Regions from separate parts of the Homo sapiens genome. Here regions 1 and 3 are each linked to region 2. A link is a loop called in an ENCODE intact Hi-C map of the cell type or tissue named here. Cell type or tissue: ascending aorta. All regions are shown on one strand. Region 1 has its middle 19 kb from the start of LINC02171. Region 2 holds the start of ADRA2C (adrenoceptor alpha 2C). Region 3 has its middle 180 kb from the start of ADRA2C.

Region 1 (8,000 bases), 110 kb before region 2:
ACGTGCCGGTCCTGGCTGCCCACCTGTGCAGAACCTGGCACGGCCAAGACTTCGTCCTCTGCGGTTCTGGAACATCTGCTTCCCGTCTGGTCATTTCTGCGGCTCTGGGCAGTTCTCTGGTGCCCTGAGAGCTCTTCCCTGGCTAAGGTACCGGTAAACAGTCAGGGGATCCTGAAAGCTCAGGCCCCTCCCCAGGCCAGGTCCCGGGAGGAGAGGCCCCACCCGCGTGGCCGCAGCGTCTGGGAAGGCAGCGTGAAAGCATGTGCACCGCTAGGCTCGGGAGCCCATTGCTCCCCAAGAGCTTTGCCCCTGGAGACCCTGATTTCAGCCCACAAGAAGAGTGTGGGGCGTGGTGCATGGGTGCTGGGCATGAAGCCTGCCCCTGCCCCGCGTTTGTATTCGGTGGTGACCGTGGGTGGTTGCTCACTGCTTCTGGCCCTGGGTCTTGAGGTCTGTGGAGTAGGGTAATGCCACACCCCACGAGGGTCCTGTGAGGACACAGGCCTGCCCCACCCCTTCCTCTCTGTGACCCCACCACTCACCTAAGTCTCACCCTCACTTTGGCCCCTCTGACATATGCGGCACTGGCGGCATGGTCTTCCTCAAACCCAAGTCTGATGACCCTTCCATTCCAGGATGGTGGGGGCAGGATGGCTCCATCTACCGGGGGACACTTGCCCACCAATAGCTGCCCTGCTTCCTTCTCTGTGATGGGCACCCAGGGCCAGGGCCCAAGTGACCCGTTCTTCTGTGGAGATGCTGGGTGGCACGTGATCCCTTCTGCTGGCTCTGGTGTCTTCATGACCAGCTTCTCTGAGTCGGGAGACACTCAGCCTTTCACAATGTGCCACGGCAGCCGGTGCCTGGGGCAACTGGACTTGTGGCCCCTCAGAGTCTGGCTGCCCTGCGGTTGCTGGGGCTCTTCTTGTCCTCCTTGAACCCTCACCTGTCCACCCTGTCACCAAGTCTGTCCCCACTACCTCCTGAAGACAGAAGGGTCCAAATGGATCCCTTCCCCCAGCTGGATAAGGAGCCCGGTTCTGGGCAGCACCGGAAGGAGGCCAAGGGTCTTCAGTCACCTGGAGCTGATCTTCCCTCCCTCCCCCAGGGCTGTCCCCCTCCCTCCCCCGGGGCTGATCCTCCCTCCCCAGGGTTGTCCCCCTCCCTCCCCTGAGGCTGATCCTCCCTCCCCCAGGGCTGATCCTCCCTCCCCTAAGGCTGATCCTCCCTCCCCTAAGGCTGATCCTCCCTCCCCCGGGGCTGATCCTCCCTCCCCAGGGTTGTCCCCCTCCCTCCCCTGAGGCTGATCCTCCCTTGTTGCACTTGTTCAGAGAAAAACTTCAGGCAAATTAAAGCTGATTGAGGAGGGAACGATTCTCAGCTGGGCAGCCCCTGGGGGCGGAATAGGTTCTGAGAGACTCCAGGGTGGCCCCGCGGTTGGATAGCATTTGCCCACAGAGATGGAGGTGACGTCCAGAAACAGCCGGCTTGGTTGCTGCAGGAGTGGGTCACGTCTGTACACCTGCAGTTAGGTACAGTTCACTACAGACCTAGAAACCTTTAGGCGGAACTCACAATACAGAAGGAGGCAGCTTTCTGCTAAGCTGAATGTAACACATTTATGATTGTTACCACAGAGCACCCATGCTCCTGACCCTGTGCCAGCATTTTATGTGAGAAAGAAAAGAAACTTTTAATCTGAGGAATGTGAGCTCCGTTAAATTATCAGGCCCAGAGAGGCATTAAAATGTGACAGCAGCCACGTCCCACTCCCCCTCGAGCTAGAGAACGACCTCTTGAATCTGCCAGCTGTATGGGCTCTAGGCTGACACCGGGTAGCCATAAAGTGCCTCCTGCTGGACCCTGTAACTCATCCTCTAGAATCAATGGTGACGGCCAATCACCGATCCATGCTGTCTCTTAAACCAATGAGAACTCCTGTCAGAGGACTTTGTATCCGCCCACTCCTTACCTGCTTTGCCTTTAAAACCTGCTTGTAACAAAGGCCGAGGTAGCACCCCCAATGTCCCAGCCACCGTCCTCAACCTTGACCCAAATAAACTCTCTCTGTTCATTGTGCCTCAGTTTCTTTCTTGTGATTGACAGTGGTCATTATCACAGAAGTCCTCACTCGATGTAGGGGCTACCAAAACCACATCCCTGCCGAGACCGTGAGCCCTGGGGCGCAGGCATCCTGCCCGTCACAGCCCACAGGTCCCTATTCTTTAAAATCGCCCATCCGTGCTTTCTGTCACTTACTCATTCACACCGCGATATTCATGGGGCACAGGTGTGCTGTGTCCCGCTCCAGGGTCTGGGGTTGTGACAACAATAAGGAAGATGAAACCGCAGTGCTGTGGACTCAGCATCGTTGGCGGGACCCCCAGGGCTTCCCTCATCCCTTCTGTGGGTCTGGCGCGTGGCAGGTGCATGTGTGCTGGTGGCCTATGCACTGTGAGCTGTGGCAGGACACCCTGCAGGGAGGGCCTGGCTCCTGGCCCAGGCCTGAGCCCCAGAGCCCCCTAGAAGGATGATCTCAAACTTCAGATGCTCAGGGCTGGCCAGGCCACACCTTTGTGTCTATGGATCTGTTTCCTCTTCATTTATTGCAAAAAAAAGGAAAAAATGCGAAGCCGAGGAATCCACTCCCCGCTCTGCCCAGAGGAAAGAAGACACAAAACAAAAGGCAGGAAAGCCTGCAGGTCGGGAGAGAAATGGCACCGAGTGTGGCCAATCAGCTTCCAGACAGTCTAAGGCCTCAGTGCTTCATAAAAATAAATTGGCTGTGCGTACTTGAAACAGGAGGTTTATGACACCCGGAAGCCAGTGCACTCTTTTTTCATGCAAATAAGGATGTCAAGTCTGCCTGTGCCCGGGGATGTGGGCTCCCTCCCTCCCCTGGTCCCCCTCTTCCCTCTCCCGCTCCCCCTCTCTGCACAGGTGCCTAATGGTAATATCTGGTGTTTACTGAGCACCTAAGTGGAGGCCCTGTGCTAAGGTGCTAAGGACTTTGCATGTTCTCAATCAATCCCCTCAGCAACTCCATGAGGATGGATACAACTATTCTCGTGCCATTTTACAGATCAGCGAAGTGAGGGCCCAAGGGGCAGAAGCACGGCCAGGAAGCAACGCGCCAACTCCAAGCCCAGGCGCTGGCTGGGGTCTGAGTGAGGAGGGGTCCGGCTCCCTCTCCCACCTCTCATGGGGGCTGCCTGGGGTGGGGGAAAGGCAGGGGCTTCACCCTCTGCCTGCAGGTCCACATTCAGGTGACCCTTGTCGCCTACCCACTGACTCCCTTTCTCTGGTTTTTCAAACATGAATACACACCATGCTGATGACAAACCCAGCCCCTGACACTTTGGTGAGAATAAGCTCGTTTTTCTTCCTAAGAGGAGACGACTGGAGGAAAATGTTGGCGTCTCCGTCGCTGACCCTCCGTCTCGCTGGTGGAGGATGTGAGGCTGGAAGAGGGAGAGGAAGTCGCCCCTAAACCAGGGATCTCTGACATGGCTTTGGGGATTTGTCCTGGCTTCTTCAAGTGTTTTTCCAAAATACTTAAAAATAACATTCTCTTAACTCAATGTAACTACGAAGTATGTGCGCCCTGGCCCTCTCGGGGAGTGCGTCATGAATTCCCCAGTGGTGAGGAGGTGTCAGAGCTCAGAACACACAGCGGCCGGGCCCCACAGGAGGCTGCCAACCCTGCACCAGAAAACAATCCCATGACATCCCTAGGGTGCAATGCCTTGCAATGCCTCACGCCTGGAGCACCCCCCCGCCCGCACACATACACAGCACCCCCTCTTCAGTCTCACACCAAGGCCTGGAGCGCCGAGCTCTGAGCCACGCCTTCCTCCACCGAGGAGCCGGCTGGGCGTCCTGGAACCCTGGCTCAGGCTTCTCCTGGCACAGCCCGTCTCCACCCGGCTGGGCCTGGCAGAGGGGCCCAGGGAGACCTGTCTCTGGTCCCCACTCCCCTGTGTGCTTCCTCTCTGACCCTCCTGGTGCCTCCCCTCCCCTGTGCCTGGCAGCCTCTCCCAGGGTCGCAGTGCCTGGGGCCTTCACTGTGGGACCAGCCTTGCTTTAGTCACTCTCGGCCGTCTTTCCTCTCCCTGGGCTCAGATTTCCTTGGGAGCTTCTCTAGCATTTTATTTTACCTTGCAGTTGTGTTTGCTTTCAGCAGGCTGCTTGTCCCTGTTTCAAAACAAGGAGGATACAAACCCCACAATCCAACCCGCTGGCACCCCGGCCAGCTCTCAGCAGCCCCAGGAAGCCCCGGGCTCCCTGCCAGGCTGGGGCTTTCTCCTGGCGTCTGCCCAACCTCACACGGCATGAGGCACCCTGGTCTCCAGCCCCCGGTCCCCTTCCCTTCCCCTAAAGGCTGTTCTGTTCCATCCTGCCCTGCTCCAGGCTCCAGCAGAGTTGCACACTTTGACATACACGACATGGGGGCCGCTAGACACACGGTGTCTGCAGATCTGACATCTCCCCACACACCCGCCCTCCAGCCTCGGGGACGTGGTCTCTCCTGCTGGGCCCTTCTGGTCTCTTCTGCTAACGGCCCCCAAGTCTGTCCTGGACCTTCTGTCCCTGTCCCCAGCCTTCCCTCCTCTCCTTTGTCTCTCTGCCCTGGCCCACAAGCTCCCTGAGTCCCCAGCCAGAAAGGGCTCTGGAGGATGTGCTGCTGCCAGAAAAGTGGGTCCCGATCCAGACCCCAACACGGGTTCTTAGATCTCACTCAGGAAAGAATTCAAGCGAGTCACAGAGCTCTGCGAAAGAGGCAAGTTGATTCGAAATGACTTCATTACAGAGTAGGGCGTCCTCCAAAAGCGGGAGGATGAAGGCAGCATCCTCCACTGGTGCTGCCATTTCGTAAGAAACCATCAGGAGCTCTAACTGAGCCTGGAACGTGCAGATGCTCTCACTCAACCGAGGACTGTCAGTGACCGTGCATCCTCCAGCCTCAGCCGCTAACTGTCCTCATCCCTGAGCACAGTGGCCTGCACTCTCAGGACATCTGGATGTCCTGCAGGCTTGCCAGGAGATGTCCTGTATGGCCATAAATATTCTGCAATTATCACTGGTGGTCAGCTTAGGATGTGGCTATTTTCAGAACACAAGCATTACCTTACAGGTGCCTTGTGAGTGCCTAGTTACACACTTCAAGATGGAGTCATTCTGGTCACGTTTTATTAAACCAGGGACCTGGTGAGCAGGGGTCCCACACCTCTCCCTGCTCCCTCTGAACGCCCCCCACCACACACTTGCTGCAGGGGCCACCTCTCTCCTGGACTCCAGCCCCTGCTATCTGCCTCTGCACCGACAGGCACATGCCCACCCACCTGACTGGATAGCATGGACCTCCCCGCTGGGACACGCAGCCACTCCCTTGGAGTCTGCAGCCAGCTCTCTGGGCTCACCTCCTCCCTTTGATCCCCCACAGGCCCTTCCAAAAACTCCCAGGTCCCCAGTGGCTTCCCTGACCAATGAGGGGAGGGGGCGCTTGTCTGGGGAGGGCTATCCGGTGCTTTCTCACCAAGATGGCTCTGCCTGGCCTCTCCCGGCAGTGCAGAGCCTGGTGTCACTGGCAACTGGGCACACACCTGTCCCCGGATGTTTCAGGTCTCGGTGTTCCCCATGGATATGTAGCGCTGTCCCCCTACGTAGTCTCACCCTGCACATTTTTCCTTCATTTTCGGCCCTTGGTCCAACCCTGATTTCTTTGGGGCTCCCCATGTCCAGTGGTTGCGGGTGACATTCCTCTGGACTGTAACCCACACCAGGCAGCTTATCCCAGATGAGAGACAGGCAAGCTTTGGGCAGAGCCTGGAGGGGATCTGCGGAACCGCCCATCGTCTGTGACAGACCAGGGGCTGGGGCTGGGGACCTGGGAGCCTCCGAACCTCTTGCGGGTCACGGAAGGAACTTGAATGCGACCTGCCTGCACGGAGGGGTGGGGTGGGTCCAAAATCACCTCCCTGAGGACAGGAATCCTGGTCACGGTTCAGCGGCCCTGTGGGGTTGCTTGTATCAGGGGCTGGTGTCTGCCCTGTCATTCACGTAATCCCCTACGGTCTTCCCAGGGGGTGGGGTCAGGATCCCCCGGTAGACAGGCACGAGATGCAGACAGCTGTGCTGTGAGTGTCTGAACACACAAGCGGACAACCGCCCAGCCATCCTGAAATGCAGAGCTCAGACCACACCTGCAGCTGCTGGCCCAGGGAACCAAGCCCAGCCTCGGCACCCAGCCGAGAAGCCAGCTGCATGGCAGACTTGCAGGGAGGCGACTGCTCTCCCTCGACAACCAGGAGGCTAAACAGCAGCTCTAACAGTCGGCCCTTCATGGCCAGGGCTTGTGTGTGATGTGTATGGTGTGTGTGATGTGTATGGTGTGTGTGTTGTGTAGTGTGCTGTGTAGTGTGTGTGTGCTGTATAGTGTGTGTTGTGTGTGCTGTGTGTGTGTGTGTGTGATGTGTGGTGTGTATGTGTGTGTGGTGTGCGTGTGTGTGTGTTGTGTGTGTTTGTGTGTGGTGACCCTGACCCTGACCCTAACCTTGTCACTGTGGCAGGAGGTGAGAGGGCCCTGAGGCAGCTGGGGGCCCTGGGGTGAAAGGAAGGGGTGGTAGAGTGAGGGAGTGCTCAGGGCTCCCCAGGGAAACGCTGTCTCAGGGAGGCAGAGGTGGAAGAAAACACCCTTGCGTGTGTCAGAAGCAGCCACACAGTTAGAACTCTGACGGGGACACCTGGGTTGTGGCCCTTCTCCTGCCCAGCCTTCCACAGTGGGTGGCAGGGGGGTCTGCAGGCTGGAGGCAGGTTGGGGGTGCCCTCCCTGCCAGCCAAGCCAAAGTGACAAGAATTCAGAGGAGCTGGGGAGCGGAGGGTGGGCTGTGGACGGGGCCGAAGACCAGAGCTGAGCTGGCCTCAGAAGGCCCCAGAGCCCGTCTGGTTGTCCCCTTGGACAGATGGGGCATGCGACGCCCACAGTGAGGAGGGCCTGCCCCAGGATCTCACGGGGTGAGGGAACAGCAAAGGGAGGCTATACAGCTGGGATCCGATACCCAGTCTAGGGTTCCTAATAGCTTCCCACGACCTGTGCCGGGCAGGGGCAGGTGCCCAGGGCACCCCTGCATGTGTGCAGCATTCTCAGAGCTAGTGCCTTCCAAAATGAAAATATTCACCAGGGCCTGGCCACTTATCTAACATACCCTGCCCACCACCAGCCTTGTCCTCAGGCACAAAACCCAGACCTTCCGGAAGATTCTATATGCATCAAAATACTCCAAAAGGATTTTGCAAACCTTGCAACAACAAATAAAAAGGTCTGAATTCTTGAAGCTCACAGGAGTGATCTGGAGCTGTCGGGAGTCTCACACAGTGTCTGATGGAGAGGGGCTGTGGGGGAAACGCGCCTGTCAGTGCTGCTGCAGACCAGCTGCAGGCGTCCACCCTGGCCTGAGGAGGGGAGCGCGTGTTCCTCTCGGGCTTGAGGGTCGGCTGAGGTCTGCTCACGGCAAGGACTGACTGGTCCTGCTTCACGCTGTGCTCTTGATGGATGTGGCTCCCACGCAGGTCCCCCTCCTCCGGTGGTTGTCCTGGGGCCCAGGCTGCAGAGGCTGCCCTCCTAGGGTGTATTCCCCTCCTGGTTACCCCTCAGGCACACACCAAGGCCCTGCTTCATCACCTCTGCCATCAAACAACTCACAAGTGAACCAGAGTCAAGGCTGGTGGGAGCAAAGGCAAAGTCACATGGCACAGACAGTAGACACCGGGAGGGGAGAGTGCGGCCAGGACCCCTGCCGGCCACGTGGCTTGGCTCACCGCTGGAGAAGAGGTCGCGGGCAGGAGGGATGGCGCGTGGAGAGAGGATGAGGGCGCGTGGAGGGCGGATGAGGGAAGGCCCTTGAGCCTCCGGCAGAGCCCTTCCTGCACTCACAGCTACAACTGCACAGTTGTGCCTGGAAAGTCCTATCTGGGAACAGCAGAGGAGTCTTGCGACTTTG
Region 2 (8,000 bases):
TGTCATGCATAGGGACAGATGTGTGCAGCACAGGCATACACACGTGTGTGCAATGTGCATGGATTCGTGTTATCTGCACAGGGAAGGCTGTGCGTGCCCGCAGTATGCACAGGTGTGTGCACAGCATGGGTGCATCATTTCTACATATGCCAGTGTGATACATATGCATGTGTAGACATACGTGTGCAAAAAGCACGTGTGTATGATAGTGCATATGTATATATGCACCTGCATGTGAAGAGTACACGGGCATGTGTATGCACACGCAGGCATGTGTGCATGTGTGGGAACATGTATGTGTGCATACATGTGTGTATATTCTGTAGGCATGGATGCACTGTAAATCCACATGGTATATGTAGACAGTGTGTGTGTGGATGTGTGCATGCATGTGTGTGTGAAGGCATGCAAGTGTGCATGAATAGGTTGCATGCTTGCATGCATGTGTGGATATGTGTATGTATGGGTGTTCATGCTTGCATGAACACACGTGTATTCATGATATGTATATTCATGTGTGTGCATGGATCTATGTGTGCACAAGGATGTGTGTGGATACATATATGTGTGTGGACACTGTACATCTGCGTATGTGCATGCATGCCTGCATGTGCAGGGAGGGGGCTCAAGGAGCCAAACTCCCCTCCACCCGAGCTGAGGCTGCTCACGAAGCCTAGAGCGCGGCATCCCAGGCAGGCACCCAGCTCTCTCCGGCACAGCAGCCAGGGCCCAATGTCCCATGGCTGTATGGCCCTGCTGGACCAACCCTGTCCTCCTAGGCCCCACGCATCATGGGTGAGATACAGGCAGGTTCGCCTCTGCAGCTCCAGGACGTGCCACTTCTAGGTTCTCAGTTCTAGGAAACACCTGTAGGTTTCCCCTCTGAAATATGCCCACTTCTGCCATGTACTCCCCTGCACACGTACACACAGACAGCCCCCACAACCCCCGCCAGTGCAGCCTGACTCCCCCAGCACCCTCCTTCCTCGCCCCTCCTGGTCGTGCCAGCTCGCGTCGTGCCTCGTCAGGACAGGAAGTCTTGCTGGGTACGTGCTGTTCTGCTTGTTACGGACAATCCGGAGCAGTTCCTCAAGCCTAATTTCAAGGTCTGGGGGAAGAGTCCTCTCCAGCTTCCTTGCAAACAGCTGCGGTCCCGGGCCCTCCCACCACAGGCAGGCCTGCGTGCAATGCAACCCCTATGCATGGCCCAGGGCTTCGCTCCTCCTAATGACTCCAGGCCCCAGCTTTTTGCCCTTGGCTCCATCCAGGCCCTGGAGTGGACCCTTCTGACCCCTCCCTGGTCATGCCAGGAGGTGTTGCCAGCAGCATGTCAGCCTGTTGGCTGCCATCCCCAAGGGCCTGGGCCGCTCACTGGCCAGGCACTCCAGATGCCCTCAGCCTGGCCTGTGAGTGGCCCCTGCCTTCAGCCCTCCTGGGCAGTGGGAGGCTCATCTGGCTCAGGGCCCCAGGTGCTCCGTGTCCTTTTCCCTCCAAATTCCCGTGCCTGGGCTGCCATCTCTTGGGAACATAGGAGCCAGGATCCTAGATAGATCCCCATGCCCCTGCGCATCCCCCAAAGCACTTCTCAAAAAGAGAGCCCTTCAGGATGGGGGTGGGAGGCACGCTGATGCCGAGGGAGAGAGACCTTCTCCAAAGCCTGCATCTGGCCCCTGCCACTGCTCTTTCCTAGTCCTCCTGTCTCCCCACGCCCCCAGTACAAAGCCCACTCCCACTGGAAGAAGGACAGCCTACAGAGGCCTCCCCCTTCCTCATAACACCTCCTCACTCTCTAAGCACAGTTTGGTCACCTCCTCCAGGAAGGCTTCCTTGACAACCCCGCTCCCAGGCTGGGGGAGGAGCCCCAGGGCACTGATGGTTGTCAGCGCATTCACCTCAGTGGGTGGCCCCATCCACCCACAGATGGTGAGCACCTCAACTGAGGCCAGGCCCCCCTCACTCTCTGCCATCGCAGAGGGCTCAATAGAGACAAGGGCTCCAGCGGGCCGACCATGAAGGAAGCAGGTGTGTGTGGGCTTCCCTGAAAAATGCACCTCCAGGTGCCCTGGACAGGTGGCACCTTTTAGGCAACCAGAACCAGGAGGGCCTTTAGTAAGGATGGTGACCCTCCACCATCCCCAGGTCACACACCTCCCACAGGACAGCCATGGCCTGTTGCCTCCCCGAAGGGCATATGTGCCCTAGACTAGCACAGGACTGGCACAGAAGGCTTTGGCTCCAACGTGCGCCCCTGCTTGGCAGGCCCATCATCTGAAATATTTGCTTTCTGCCGGGCCCTGGCTCGGCCTCCACACCCCCAATGCAGGCCCTGCTGGTGACAAACATGGTGAAGAACGAAGCCGTAGCTCCTGGCAGTGTCTCTGCGGAGACAGACATGCTCCCCAGTAGGGCTGAGCAGCAGAGAACACGACAGGCTCTGAGGCTAAAGCTGGCGCCCTTCAGGAGCTCAGAGAGAAGCTGCCCCAGGCCACGGGCATGGATAGGCATCCCGGGGGTAGGGCAGTCACTCCAGCCGCTCTTCATGATGACCTCCCGGGCACTCAGAAGCGCCCCTTCCCCGCCGGTTCTAGCCACAGGATGGACAGACCTTCCCTCCCTCTCTCCTGCGGGCCCATGCAGGGAGAGGCCAGCCAGCTGGGGTTCGTTTCTGGACGTTTGGGAGAAGGGTCGTCCCTTCGGTCCTAGCAGAGAAACGTCAGGCCTGAGAACTCCAGCTCTCCTCCTGGATCACCTCGTCCCTGGAAGTCCCTCTCCCACAGACCCCAGGCTGCCTGGAGGCAGAAGCCAGCACCCAACATGGGCCACAGAGTGGCAGTGCACGTGGCAGTGCACATCTGCAGAATGGAGGTGCGCGGACGGGGGCGAGGGTGCACGGGGGCTACCTCAACGGCCGCTCTCCCCTGAGCCCACCCTTGCAAAAAGCTCCATCATCCAGGCAGCTCCGTTCTGGGTGTTTGTCAGAGGTGGTGACTTTGAACACCTCTCCATCCTTTAAAAGCAGGGCCTGAGAGCCTAAGGATTAAACTTCAATCACTGCTAACATGGGTGCAGAGCTTGGGAGCTTGCCCAGGGCTTCCACAGACACCGCCGTTAGTTATGATTCATGCTCCAGCAGCGCTGGGAAGTGGGCCGAGGGAACTGAGGCCGGGGTGGGTGCGGAGGTGGCTCTGACGGGGAGCGCCGATCCAGGATCTGGTCCGGACCCTGAGCTCGGCAGGACCTGTGCGCACGCAGGTAGCGTCGCGTCCTCCCCCAGGCTGCGAGAGGTTGCTCTGCCATCAGGCCATGGACCCCGAGCCGCCCGTGCTGCGCGCGCGCGTGTGCGCGCCCCCGCCTGCGCCCATGCCTGCGCCGGGGGAGGCGAAGGAGGCTCCAGTCTTAGAAAGAGCAGCTTCTGGAACTCACCACCCAGGCCGGCCGCCGCTCGGCCCCGTCCCGCAGGCTGCAGGCGGCCCTGGAGGGGGCGCCCTCGCCGAGCGCGCGCCCCGCGCCGCCGCCCCGGACTCCTCCCCGGCGCCGCGCGGGCAGGTTCGACCAGGCGGCCGCGGGCTCCGGTTCCCGGCCAGCTCCCCAGGGCCCGCGGCCCGCCCCGCCCCGCGCGCCCGCCCCGCTGCGCAACTCGACCCAAGTTGGAAGCCGATCGCAGGCGGCCGCACTCGCGCCCAGCGCAGGGCGGCGGCGGCGGCGGCGGCGCAGCTCCGGCGAGCGAGGCGGCGGCCGCACGGCCAAGCGTGGACCGCGGGGGGCGCCCGCGCCCGGGAGCAGCCGGAGGACTCGCGGCGGCGCCGGCGCCCCGCCCGGGAAAGTAAAGTTGGAGACGGAGGGAGCGCGCGGGCGCGGGGGCCCGGAGGAGCGGCGGCCGGCGCCCCGGCGCGCCGAGCCCTAGCCGGCCGGATGGGAGGCGGAGCGCCCGGGCCGCCGCCGCCTGTCGCCTGCGCCCCGGCTGGGCTCCGGGACCGCGGGGCCGCTCAGGCACGCCCGCTCGGGCGCCGCGTCGCCGTGGGCTCGACGCCGGGGCGCTCCCCGTGAGCCGGGCCGAGGGCGGGGCCGCGCGAGGACCCCGGGACCTGCCCCCCTCCCCCCGCAGCCGCGTCGCCGCTCGCTCCGGGCGCCTCCTGCTCTGCACTTACACGCTCGGCAGCTGCGGGGAGCCCGGCAGCCACGCTCTCCGGCGCGCCGCCCGCGGAGCCACCACGGCCGAGGGCCGGCTGCTGGGCGCCGCGGTCCCCGGCGGGCGCGCCCGAGCAGCAGGCGGCGATGCGGGCGCCGACCCCGGCTGGGGGGCGCCCGAGCTGCCGCGGCTGCGCCCCGGCTCCAGGAGGGACGGCGTAGCTCGCGGGAGGACCATGGCGTCCCCGGCGCTGGCGGCGGCGCTGGCGGTGGCGGCAGCGGCGGGCCCCAATGCGAGCGGCGCGGGCGAGAGGGGCAGCGGCGGGGTTGCCAATGCCTCGGGGGCTTCCTGGGGGCCGCCGCGCGGCCAGTACTCGGCGGGCGCGGTGGCAGGGCTGGCTGCCGTGGTGGGCTTCCTCATCGTCTTCACCGTGGTGGGCAACGTGCTGGTGGTGATCGCCGTGCTGACCAGCCGGGCGCTGCGCGCGCCACAGAACCTCTTCCTGGTGTCGCTGGCCTCGGCCGACATCCTGGTGGCCACGCTGGTCATGCCCTTCTCGTTGGCCAACGAGCTCATGGCCTACTGGTACTTCGGGCAGGTGTGGTGCGGCGTGTACCTGGCGCTCGATGTGCTGTTTTGCACCTCGTCGATCGTGCATCTGTGTGCCATCAGCCTGGACCGCTACTGGTCGGTGACGCAGGCCGTCGAGTACAACCTGAAGCGCACACCACGCCGCGTCAAGGCCACCATCGTGGCCGTGTGGCTCATCTCGGCCGTCATCTCCTTCCCGCCGCTGGTCTCGCTCTACCGCCAGCCCGACGGCGCCGCCTACCCGCAGTGCGGCCTCAACGACGAGACCTGGTACATCCTGTCCTCCTGCATCGGCTCCTTCTTCGCGCCCTGCCTCATCATGGGCCTGGTCTACGCGCGCATCTACCGAGTGGCCAAGCTGCGCACGCGCACGCTCAGCGAGAAGCGCGCCCCCGTGGGCCCCGACGGTGCGTCCCCGACTACCGAAAACGGGCTGGGCGCGGCGGCAGGCGCAGGCGAGAACGGGCACTGCGCGCCCCCGCCCGCCGACGTGGAGCCGGACGAGAGCAGCGCAGCGGCCGAGAGGCGGCGGCGCCGGGGCGCGTTGCGGCGGGGCGGGCGGCGGCGAGCGGGCGCGGAGGGGGGCGCGGGCGGTGCGGACGGGCAGGGGGCGGGGCCGGGGGCGGCTGAGTCGGGGGCGCTGACCGCCTCCAGGTCCCCGGGGCCCGGTGGCCGCCTGTCGCGCGCCAGCTCGCGCTCCGTCGAGTTCTTCCTGTCGCGCCGGCGCCGGGCGCGCAGCAGCGTGTGCCGCCGCAAGGTGGCCCAGGCGCGCGAGAAGCGCTTCACCTTTGTGCTGGCTGTGGTCATGGGCGTGTTCGTGCTCTGCTGGTTCCCCTTCTTCTTCAGCTACAGCCTGTACGGCATCTGCCGCGAGGCCTGCCAGGTGCCCGGCCCGCTCTTCAAGTTCTTCTTCTGGATCGGCTACTGCAACAGCTCGCTCAACCCGGTCATCTACACGGTCTTCAACCAGGATTTCCGGCGATCCTTTAAGCACATCCTCTTCCGACGGAGGAGAAGGGGCTTCAGGCAGTGACTCGCACCCGTCTGGGAATCCTGGACAGCTCCGCGCTCGGGGCTGGGCAGAAGGGGCGGCCCGGACGGGGGAGCTTTCCCAGAGACCCGGGGATGGATTGGCCTCCAGGGCGCAGGGGAGGGTGCGGCAGGGCAGGAGCTTGGCAGAGAGATAGCCGGGCTCCAGGGAGTGGGGAGGAGAGAGGGGGAGACCCCTTTGCCTTCCCCCCTCAGCAAGGGGCTGCTTCTGGGGCTCCCTGCCTGGATCCAGCTCTGGGAGCCCTGCCGAGGTGTGGCTGTGAGGTCAGGGTTTTAGAGAGCAGTGGCAGAGGTAGCCCCCTAAATGGGCAAGCAAGGAGCCCCCCAAAGACACTACCACTCCCCATCCCCGTCTGACCAAGGGCTGACTTCTCCAGGACCTAGTCGGGGGGTGGCTGCCAGGGGGCAAGGAGAAAGCACCGACAATCTTTGATTACTGAAAGTATTTAAATGTTTGCCAAAAACAACAGCCAAAACAACCAAACTATTTTCTAAATAAACCTTTGTAATCTAATGTTGGGTGCCGCAGTCAGTCCTTGAGCTTGGGGGCTGGGGGTATCTTCCAGACCCTCACCCTGCCTGACACCCTCCCCCATCTCCCCCACCCCACAATGCTGGACGGAGGGCACCCTGGGCCTCCGGGTTACAACTTCCTTCTTGCATGAGAAGGAGGGGTCTTGCTTTTTCTCAAGCTAACCCTTTATGTACATGGAAAATATGTACTCAAAATTCCTGTGCTGAGAGTAGCGAAGAGGTGAAAGGAGCCTAGAACCCCCAAGTTGACCCCAAGTTTAGATTCTGGGGGACTGTCTTCCCTGCATTCCCATCCCTGCCCCCTGCCCTTCCCCACTCTGATATTCAGGGCCTCCGGTGGAAAGAGGTGGGGCTCTTCCAGTCCAAGACTGAGAGTAGCTTTGAGCTAGTCCTCCTGGCTCTGAACATTTTGTGGGCGTGGCTCTTGGGTGGAGAGAGGGTGGGCGTGAGGCCGGCAAGCCCCCACACCATCACTCTTAGGCCAGAGGCCTGGCCAGAGCCAGGTTGAACAACAGGCACTTTCTTATTTCCGAAACAAACTGAAAGTCATTGAGGCCCCAGAGCAGTGGAGTGGAACAAACCAGCAATGTCTGGAGAGGGGCCTGGGGCCGGCCTGTTTCCTGTGGTGCCCCCAGGGTCTTCCCAGTGCAGCCCTGCCTTTCCCCCTTGCTCCACCGTCAGGCCCAGCAGGTGTCCACACTGTTCACACTGCTGCTTGAGGAAGGGCAGTGGAAAGTGGGGGACAGAATACCAAGGTGGGCTTCCTGGTGCTGGGCCTTCATGGTGTAGGGACCACTCAGACTCAGCCGTGTCACAGGGCCTGGAAGTTGCCAGGATGGCTGGAGGGGAGGGGCAAAAGCGGGACCTGCGCCTGGCAGGAGCTGGGCAGGGGTCCCCCCAACACACACGCACAGACAGCTCGGTAGGCGTGTGGGGGCTGTGTCAGGCCTCCTGCTTGTGACCATCCATTCCCCATTCCCGTCCCCCTTCCCATCCCTGGGAGGCCCCCCTGGGCTTCCCTATGTGTACCCTCCCCTGCCAGACCCTGCCTGCTGAGCCCAGCCCAGATCCATCCTGGATACCCACCTCTCTCTTTGGCATGGGGGGCCAGGGTCTGCCTGGGGAGGGGTCAGCCCTGGGTCCTGTGTTCTTCTGCAAGCCCCCGTCCGCGAAGTCAGGTTCCAGAGCAGGGGGACCTGACTTGCCAGAGTTGGCCCTTGGAGAACCCCCTCGCCGCAGCTGCCTGGCTTCCACCCCAGATGATGGGTCTTCAGGATACCCCAGCTGGGAAGAGCTCTCCCAGCCGTGTCCACAGCTGGCACATGTGCTAATGCTCACACCTGCTGTGTGCTAGTCTCAGACACAGGTGGGGAGATACAGACAGCAGTGGGGGCAGGGGAGGGGTGGAGAACATGGCCAGTCAAGGCCGATGAGGACATCCCTGACCTCCCCCGACCAGGCCTGGGCAGGGAGTCCTGAACTGTTGGCCCAGCTTGTCCTGGAGCTGTTGTACTGGCTCAGACAAATCCCTGCTCTCTGGGCCTCGGTGCCCCACCTGGGAAGTGGAGGGGGTCCTGGGAGCCCTCTTGGGCCCTGCCAGGCCTGCCAATCTGTTGGGCAATCTATCCCCTGAGCCTGGGACCACAGGAGACCCCACCTCAGAGACTCCATGGCTGACATCGCACCCAGGGACACT
Region 3 (8,000 bases), 180 kb after region 2:
TGGCCGGGCTGCAGTGTGCGGGAGCTCGGGGGTCACTTGGCCTCCGTGTGTCCTAGTGTATTTGTCACTGAGATGGGACAAGGACAGCACACCCTCACAGGTGCTGGGGGCTGACAAATGTTAGGTCTAAGGACAGTGGCTGGCCCACTACAGGGCCAATTCCCCTTCTCTACAGTCACTCTGCTTGTCTTCCACCGACTGGGTGCTCAGGACAGTGGCGTGGTGGATCCGCCTGTACAGCCTGTGCTCCAGCATCCTGCTGGCCACAGCTGTGTCCAGCCCTGACCCCGACTGCCCCTCCCACCACCTCCATTTTATAGATGAGAAAACAGAGGCCCAAGGGCTTAGGGAACCCTGCTCTGAAGCACACAGTAGGGCTGCTAGGCTCAGACCCTCCTTCCTGTGCTGAGCTGCCCTCCTCCTGCCTCAAGCCCCCCATGCTCCAAGCCCACCCTGCTCACCGGCCTCTGCCCGAGTTCCCCGCATGGTGTGGGAGTGTGGGGCATGCTAGCTTTACGCCGGCGCCCAGTTCTTTCACTTCCACTGGAGTCCTGCAGGGACAGCTCGGGGACCATGCAGGCCCGGGTGGGCGTGGGGACTCAACTAGCTCAGTGGTGAACAGCTGGCACGTCTGTGGGTTGTGGACGGTAAAGGCCACGTAGACCTCAGGAGCCCGCTGGTGCTCCCGGCAGGCAGCCAGCCTCCGCAGGACCCCGACTAGCGACACGATGGCTTCTGGGCAATACAGCACGTCTACGGTGAAATCTTCAGGTTACTGAAAGGGACAAGTGGAAAGTTCCAGGTCATGCTGACCACAGCAGCAGGGCGAGGCCAGAGAGGCAGCGGTCATATGAGACTATTAGATGCCATTTAAACATTTGGGCCATTAGATGGAAAGGCAATTACTACGGTGAAAAAGGAGAACCCTTAGAGAAAGCTGCAAAAGACCGAAGCAAAAGAAAAAAATGTCCAGACTCACTGGTGTTCCTTAAAAAACCAGCTCTGGTTTTCGGCCTATCTAGAGGGCTTTGAATGACACAAAGCCTGAATCTGCCATGAACTTCGTGTTTCAGGTATCCGCTGATTTGTCTGCTGGCTTGCAGGGGTGGGCCTGTGTCCCTGGCCACCGCTGGACCTGTGGTTTTCAGGGCTGGGACCCAGGACCACAGGCAGAGCTCTGTTCCATCAGAGAGGGGACTGAGTGTGCTGGCAGGGGCGAGGGGTTTTCGGTGGCCCAGCCAAACACCACCTTCTCTCAAGTGCCCTGTCCTCATCCCAGAAGTGGTTGTTTTCCTCCGGTGGTCTCTGAAGGACACAGGGCATGGCTCTGGGACAGAGCCATGTGGTGACAACTGGAACGGGAGTATGCCTGTCTCCAGCAAGAGGGCTGTGGCTTGAAGGTCACCTTAAGAGGCACCCCTGTCCTTTGATGTCAGCCTGGAGGCCCAGAGTAACTCTTCTGGAAGCCCCATCATGTCCATGCCTGACAGCATCCATTGTTCCCTTTTCCCAGAGCCAAGAGCTGGGTAGAGCTGCAAGGACACCGCCTGCACAGGATGCCCGGGGCTGGGCATTACCTGCTGCAATGACAACATCTGGCTGGACGGCAGAGAGCTGACAGACCGTCGCGACGTCCCAGTCCAGCTGGGCCACTGTCACCCTGGGGCCGTCTAAGTTGGCAGTGATGTCTGCCTCTAATGAGAGGCCATTGAGAAGGACATTCCCTCGGAGCTGCTCGAGGACCCGGCTGTGACAGTCGCTGAAGATGTACGCCCGGGGGCGGCACATCTTGCAGATGGCCAGGCCTGTGAGGCCGGCGCCACTGCCAAGCTTTAGGACAGTCCTGGTGGGAGGAAAGGGGACCGTGTCTGTGACTGCACCAGGGTAAGCCTGCCTCGGTGCCCTGCCCTGCGCCCCGAGGTCACCTGTGAGTGAAGGCTGCTGGGTTCTCGGCCCATTCTGCAAGGTAGAGGGCAGCGTCCCATGTGACCAGGCCTGTGGTGCCGTGGGAGATGATGGCTGTGCTCTTGGAGAGTGTGACCGAGCCTCCCGAGGGCTGCACCAAGAGAGGGCGAGAGAGTCAGTCCAGCAATCAGAAGACAAGTGGCATAGAAGACAAGTAGCCATCCACCACATGGCTGAATAAACCATGACAGGACCAATCGCTACTCAGCAATGAGAAACAGCTAACTGTTGACATGCCATCAGCTTGCACAGGCCTCAAGGGTGTCATGTGGCATGAAAGACACTCATCTCAGGCCATACAGGATTCCATTCATTGAACATTCCTGAGACAACAGAATTCTGGCGATGGAGCACTGGTCAGTGGTGGCCAGGGGCCGGGTGTGGCTATGAAGGGGTGGCTGCCTTGTGATGATTCAATATGCTGTGTTTGTCCTTTGTGGTTTTCTGTATCTATGTTTTATGTTATTTTTTTTCAGTTCTGTCACCCAGGCTGGAGTCAGTGGCATGATCTTGGCTCACTGCAACCTCTGCCTCCTGGGTTCAAGCAATTCTCCTGCCTCAGTCGCCCAAGTAGCTGCGAGTACAGACACGTGCCGCCATGTCTGGCTAATTTTTGTACTTTTTTTTGAGACAGAGGTTCACTCTCGTTGCCCAGGCTGGAGTGCAATGGCCCGATCTTGGCTCACTACAACCTCCAGCTCCTGGGTTCAAGAGATTCTCCTGCCTCAGCCTCCAGAGTAGCTGGGATTGCAGGTGCTCATTACCACACCCTGCTAATTTTTGTATTTTTAGTAAAGATGGAGTTTCACCATGTTGGCCAGGCTGGTCTCAAACTCCTGACCTCAGGTGATACCCCTGCCTCAGCCTCCCAAAGTGCTGGGATTACAGGCATGAGCCACCACGCCCAGCCTAATTTTTGTATTTTTAGTAGAGACAGGGTTTCACCATATTGGCCAGGCTGGTCTCGAACTCCTGACCTCAGATCCACCAGCCTCGGCCTCCCAAAGTGCTGGGATTACAGGCGTGAGCCACCACACCCAGCCCTGTCAGGTGTTCTTTGAGGACTGGGCACCAGGTCCTTGTGAAGCAGGTAGTGTGTGCCACCCATTGGACAAATGCCCAACAACCGCACGAGGCATGATGTTGTTGTTGAAGTGCCTGATTTACAGACAGGGAAACTGAGGCTAAAGAAGGTTAATGGACCTCATATCTAAGACTGCAGAATGGGTGAGTCAGGATTTGAACCCACACCCACGTTTTCACTTTGTGCAGGAAGGGTATCTGGGCTGTGAGGGGGAGGAGGGTGCCCTTCTCATACCAGCAAATAGCTCCAGTGGCCCTGGGTGGACTCCTTGGCCATCAAAGTCTCCGCCAGCACCTCGTACAGCTCGTCCAAAGGCTCTGTGTGGACAGCCTCGTGCTGGGGGCAGGCTGAGTGAGAGCTTGTTTGCTTTCGTTCTAATCTGTAAAAATGGCCAGATGATTTTCGCCAGGTTTGGAGGGGAGATTTGGGATGGAATGGTGTAATACCGGCCAGCTGCCATATAAAATATTCACTTCATTGGGCGTGGTGGTGTGTGCCGAATAGTTCCAGCTACTCTAGAAGCTGACATGACAGGACTGCTTGAGCCCAGGAGTTCGAGGACAGCCTGGGCAAGAGACCTTATCTCTAAAAAAAAAATTCACTTGGTAGGGAAACCTGGATGGGAGGGCCTTCAACAAGAGGTGTTGAGAGGGTAGGGTTAGGTGTAGTCTAGGGCAGGAGACAAGAATTCCATGAGAGCTGCCACTTGACCATGACAGAGAGCTCTGTGTTTGGATCAAACACAGAGAGGAGGAAAACAAAAGGTGCTTTTAAGTGAGCCCAGGCAGAACTGTGAGGGCGGCCCATGCTGCAGGCTGTGGCTGTCAGCAGGCTGCTTCTCCACGGCTGGCCCCGTCCTAAGATTCACAGGGCAGCAACAGGGTACACTGGATGACCGCTGCCCTCTCCTGGTGGCACAGGGCAGACCTGCTGGTGACCACAGATGCAGCCTTTTGGGGAGGACTAGGGAGAAAGCAGGTATTGGAGAAGCAGGGGATTGTTTATTTGCTAAAAGTGTGGCCCTTTCACTCAGCAGGTCTGCTACTGCCTAGTGAGGAACGGCCTCTAGACATCCTCATGTCAAACCCTGCATGTTCAGGCCCATCTTTAAAATCCATCCTAGGCCAGGTGCAGTGGCTCTTGCCTGTAATCCCAGCACTTTGGGAGGCCAAGGCAGGTGGATCACCTGAGGTCAGGAGTTCGAGACCAGCCTGGCCAACATGGTGAAATTCTGTCTCTATTAAAAATACAAAAATTAGCCAGGCATGGTGGCGTGTGCCTGTAGTCCCAGCTTCTTAGGAGGCTAGGCATGAGAGCTGCTTGAACCCAGGAGGCAGAGGTTTCAGGGAGCCGAGATTATGCCATGGTAATCCAGCCTGGGCAACACAGTGAGACTGTCTCAAAAAAATAAATAAATAAGTAAAAAATAAAATCCATCCTGTATCAGTCAGGAAAGAGCTCATTCCAGCAGGATCAATGCAGAGAATTCACCAGAGGAACTAGTTCCAAAGGTGTGGCAAGAGCTAAACCTTCCAACAGGGGCCTGTGGGGCAACCCAGAGATGGACAAGAGCAGGAAACTCCAAACCCTTTGGCGGGCAGGACAGAGGGTGTGGGTGCGGGTTCCAGTGCTGTTTGCTGGGCCAGCCTGGTAGGAATGAGAATCCATATGCTAGGAGCTGGGGCTCCAGAGAAGCAGCTGCTGCGGAAACCCCAGGAGGCAGAGTGAGGGAGAGACGCTGGCCTCCCCTTCTTCCCGCCCTGCACTGTCTCCCATGGGTCACACGCAGTTGCAGCCAGTTGCCTGGGGAGACCCCTGCCATGCTGGGGTTTGCAAAGCAGGCCCAGAGACTGGGAAGGACGGGGGCTCCAGCACGCAGGTGGCTATGCTGTCCCACTACTCTGCGGACACTGCCCATAACTGACCTTTTTCATGAGTTCTGAGAGAAAGCACCGGGCATACTTGACTGACGGCGGGTGCTTCACACACACAGGATGCTTCACAGTCTATGGCAAAGGACAGAACGTTGGTTGCTGGGGAGAGCCCATCTGAAGTCTCCTATGAGCTTCAAGCCAACACAGCAGAGGGCAAACTCCAGGCTACCCGATCCCTCAGCAAAGATGTAGATGGACACAGCGTTCTGGCCCCACGCATCTGAAGTTTGTCTTAAGATATAAGCCGTTTCCTAAAAATGCTTCCACTGCAGTGGCACAGGCTATGGCAGCATTTCTAATGCCCATTCTGAGCAGGAACACAGGGCATGTGGGCCCAAACCACCTCCCTCCCAGGGGAGCCAGTGTGAACCAGGGTTTGCAGTAAGGACAGTCGCCAACTGTCTGGCTCTATGGAAGAGGCGGGAAGGCCCACTCAGCAACTGCTCTCTTGGAGCATCTGTCCCTGGGGACAGGATGGAGGGGAAGGGACGCTCAGGGTGACACTCCAGCTAAAGCCAAGAGAAGCCAAGTGCAGGACGAGCAAGTTCCAGGCAGTGGGAACAGCCGGTGTAAGCTCTGAGGTATCCACGGCCTAGCACATGGAAAGGAGGGCAGAGGGACTGGTGCAGCAGGAGTGGGGACGGTGGGAAAACAGGAGTCTGGAGGGAGAGGGAGGAGATGGTCCGCAGCACCTGCTGGCTGGGAGGGATGCAGATTCTGCCCAAGGGCAGAAAAGTACCCCACGCAATACACAGGCCCTTCAGGCTGGTGCTGGTTTTTCATTTTTTCTGACACAGTCTCGTTGTGTTGCCCAGGCTGGAGTGCAGTGGCCCGATCTTGGCTTATGGCAGCCTCCACCCCCCGGGTTCAAGCGATTCTCCTGCCTCAGCCTCCCGAGTAGCTGGGACTATAGGCGTGCAAAACCACACCCAGCTAATTTTTGTATTTTTAGTAGAGATGGGTTTTTGCCATGTTGGCTAGAGTGGTCTCGAACTCCTGACCTTAGGTGATCCGTCCACCTCAGCTTCCCAAAGTCCTGGGATTACAGGTGTGAGCCAGTGCACCCAGCCTTGTGCTGGGTTTTAAAGCAGCTCTCCCCACATTTCATGCTTCACCACCTACGAGAGTGAGGCTCAGGGTGAAACTCAGAGCAGGGTGCGAGATAACTTCAGGTATCTCCATGCTTGAAGCCCTGACCTACTGTATTGCCCCGAAAGTCTTCCCTGCTGTGGCTGCATCTTTTCCACGTGGATAATCTTGGTTCACCTCTAGCACAGGAATTCTTCCCCGGGGCTCCTAGGATGGGCTGGGTGGGTGAGGGTGGAGGATGTCTGCCTCCCCTGAGTTTGTATGGAAAATGTATTCTTCTGGTGCACTTCTTTCTGGGAGGGAGTCTATTGCTTTGTCTTTTCAGAAGGGCTGATGGCCCTTCGAAGGTGAAGACCCAGGATGCAGGGTGATCTGCACTTGGCCCTCAAGGCCAAGGTCAGGCTGCGGCTGGGCCGGGTGGTGATCCTGCCTCTCACCTGCATGCAGATGCTCTTGAGTCCAAACCCCACCCTGGGCAAAGCAAGGGCCCATTTAGGTTTAGAAGAGACAGGAGTGGGCAGGACAGGCCTCATGAATGCAAAAAAGAAAGTCTCTGAGCATCTACCAAATGCTAGAAGCTGTCTTGCACCTGTCATCTCTGTTTTTGCTGTGGATGGTTTAAAAAACTTTCCCTAGATTCCCCCCTCTCATGCAGATTTTTGTATATTCTGATGTCTTTGTCTAAGTCTTAGAAAATGAAAGAGCTGGAGCCGTCGGAGGTGCCCACACCCACCTGCAGTGCTGACTCAATGGTTTTGTTCTTTGAACAGGGGTGTTTTTAAAGGGTACAAGCACACCTGCGGTTCTTCTCTCAGGTCTTCCGGAGAGATTCAGGAGGCAGAGTCATGAGTCCCAGGGACTCTGGGATTCTTACCTTCTGCAAAATATCCCGCCGCAGCTCAGAATCTGATGAGTCTCTTAACTTTGCTTCTAAGCTCTGTGTGGAGGGGAGAGAGAGAAATCTCAAGGGTGCATTCACAAGAACATTAAACACGCAATAGAATGTGTTGGCAAAGCACTGTGTGATCTCTCCCTGGGGACGTGGAGCCAGTTGGAAGTGGAAGCCACAGCAGCTGAAAGCCTGACATTCAGATGCCGCAGGGTGCACCTGGATGAGTCACAGGAAGAAGGCTAGAAGAGTGACTCTTGGCCGCATTAGTCCTGGCTACTTAGCTGCCACCCAGGTCATGGGCCAGCTCCCTGGTTGCACTGGTCAGCCAGGAATTACCAGGGCAGCCATGGCACCAAGGTTTGATGGGCTTGCCATCTGAGTTTAAGTGGAAATGCAGAATGTGCCCATACCAGCCTGGGTTACATTGTCCTCTTACAGGGGCCTCAAGCCCAGCAGCGAACTTGGGCTCCCGACTTAGGCAGACTGTCTCGGCTGGTATGTGACACAGGGCAAGGCACTTCATTGCTTCAGAGCTCCTTCCATGCTGTGAAAGGCCCTACAAGACCTGGTCCTAATCCCTCTCTCTGGCCTGTTCTCCCTCACCCCTGGCCCACCCTGCTCACTCCACTCCAGCCACACTGGCTGCCTTGCTGTTGTTCCTCAACCACAGCTGGCTTGTTTCCACCACAGGGCCTTTGCATATCCTGTTCCCCAAGCCCTTCCCATGGCTGGCTGCTTCACCAGTCAGGCCCCAGTTTAAATGCCACCTCTTTGGGGAAGGCTTCCCTGATTCCCCGACTTTGGTGACTCTTCTCCCCAGTTGCTCCATTCACCATTTCCCTGTTTTATTGGCTTTAGAGCCACTCTCATCTGGTCTTTTCTTGTTTATTCATTTCTTTGTTTATTCTCTGGCTCTCCCATGCAAGCAGAGCCTCATCTGTCATGGGTACTGCTGATCCATGGTGCCAGGCTCACGGAAGGCATTTATTAAACATTTCGAGACTGAATAAAAACACTAGCTAACACCGACATGCAT

The links. Peaks named below come from ENCODE experiments on the same cell type or tissue, not always from the same donor. Only the 100,000 strongest peaks of a DNase experiment are listed, where the experiment ranks them.
Region 1: it touches region 2 in a loop (4-fold over the local background); 5 of 110 quality-filtered maps call a loop at or near these places.
Region 3: a loop joins it to region 2, with 3 times the contacts of the local background. A loop is called at or near these places in 8 of 110 quality-filtered maps.

What each region holds. Positions count from the first base shown.
Region 1 is chr4:3,654,364-3,662,363 of GRCh38, forward strand. No RefSeq gene overlaps it. Among named protein-coding and RNA genes, the nearest start is that of LINC02171, 19 kb to the right of the region's middle. RefSeq lists an enhancer at 6,163-6,807. In ascending aorta, no CTCF peak of the experiment used is centred here; DNase peaks (open chromatin) are centred at 3,738 and 4,268; H3K4me3 peaks cover 676 bases; H3K27ac peaks cover 2,063 bases.
Region 2 is chr4:3,762,243-3,770,242 of GRCh38, forward strand. It overlaps ADRA2C (adrenoceptor alpha 2C), which reads left to right and starts at 4,143. Exons shown (of 1, transcript NM_000683.4): 1 at 4,143-6,284. The coding sequence starts at 4,365. The coding sequence ends at 5,753. RefSeq lists enhancers at 5,848-6,365, 6,558-7,243, 7,930-8,000. In ascending aorta, CTCF peaks have their summits at 3,393, 4,943 and 5,494 (motif pointing right); DNase peaks (open chromatin) are centred at 3,139, 3,599, 4,098 and 4,989; H3K4me3 peaks cover 4,348 bases; H3K27ac peaks cover 5,560 bases.
Region 3 is chr4:3,946,165-3,954,164 of GRCh38, forward strand. It overlaps the pseudogene FAM86EP. Among named protein-coding and RNA genes, the nearest start is that of ADRA2C, 180 kb to the left of the region's middle. RefSeq lists an enhancer at 1,295-1,795. In ascending aorta, a CTCF peak has its summit at 3,954 (motif pointing left); a DNase peak (open chromatin) is centred at 1,810.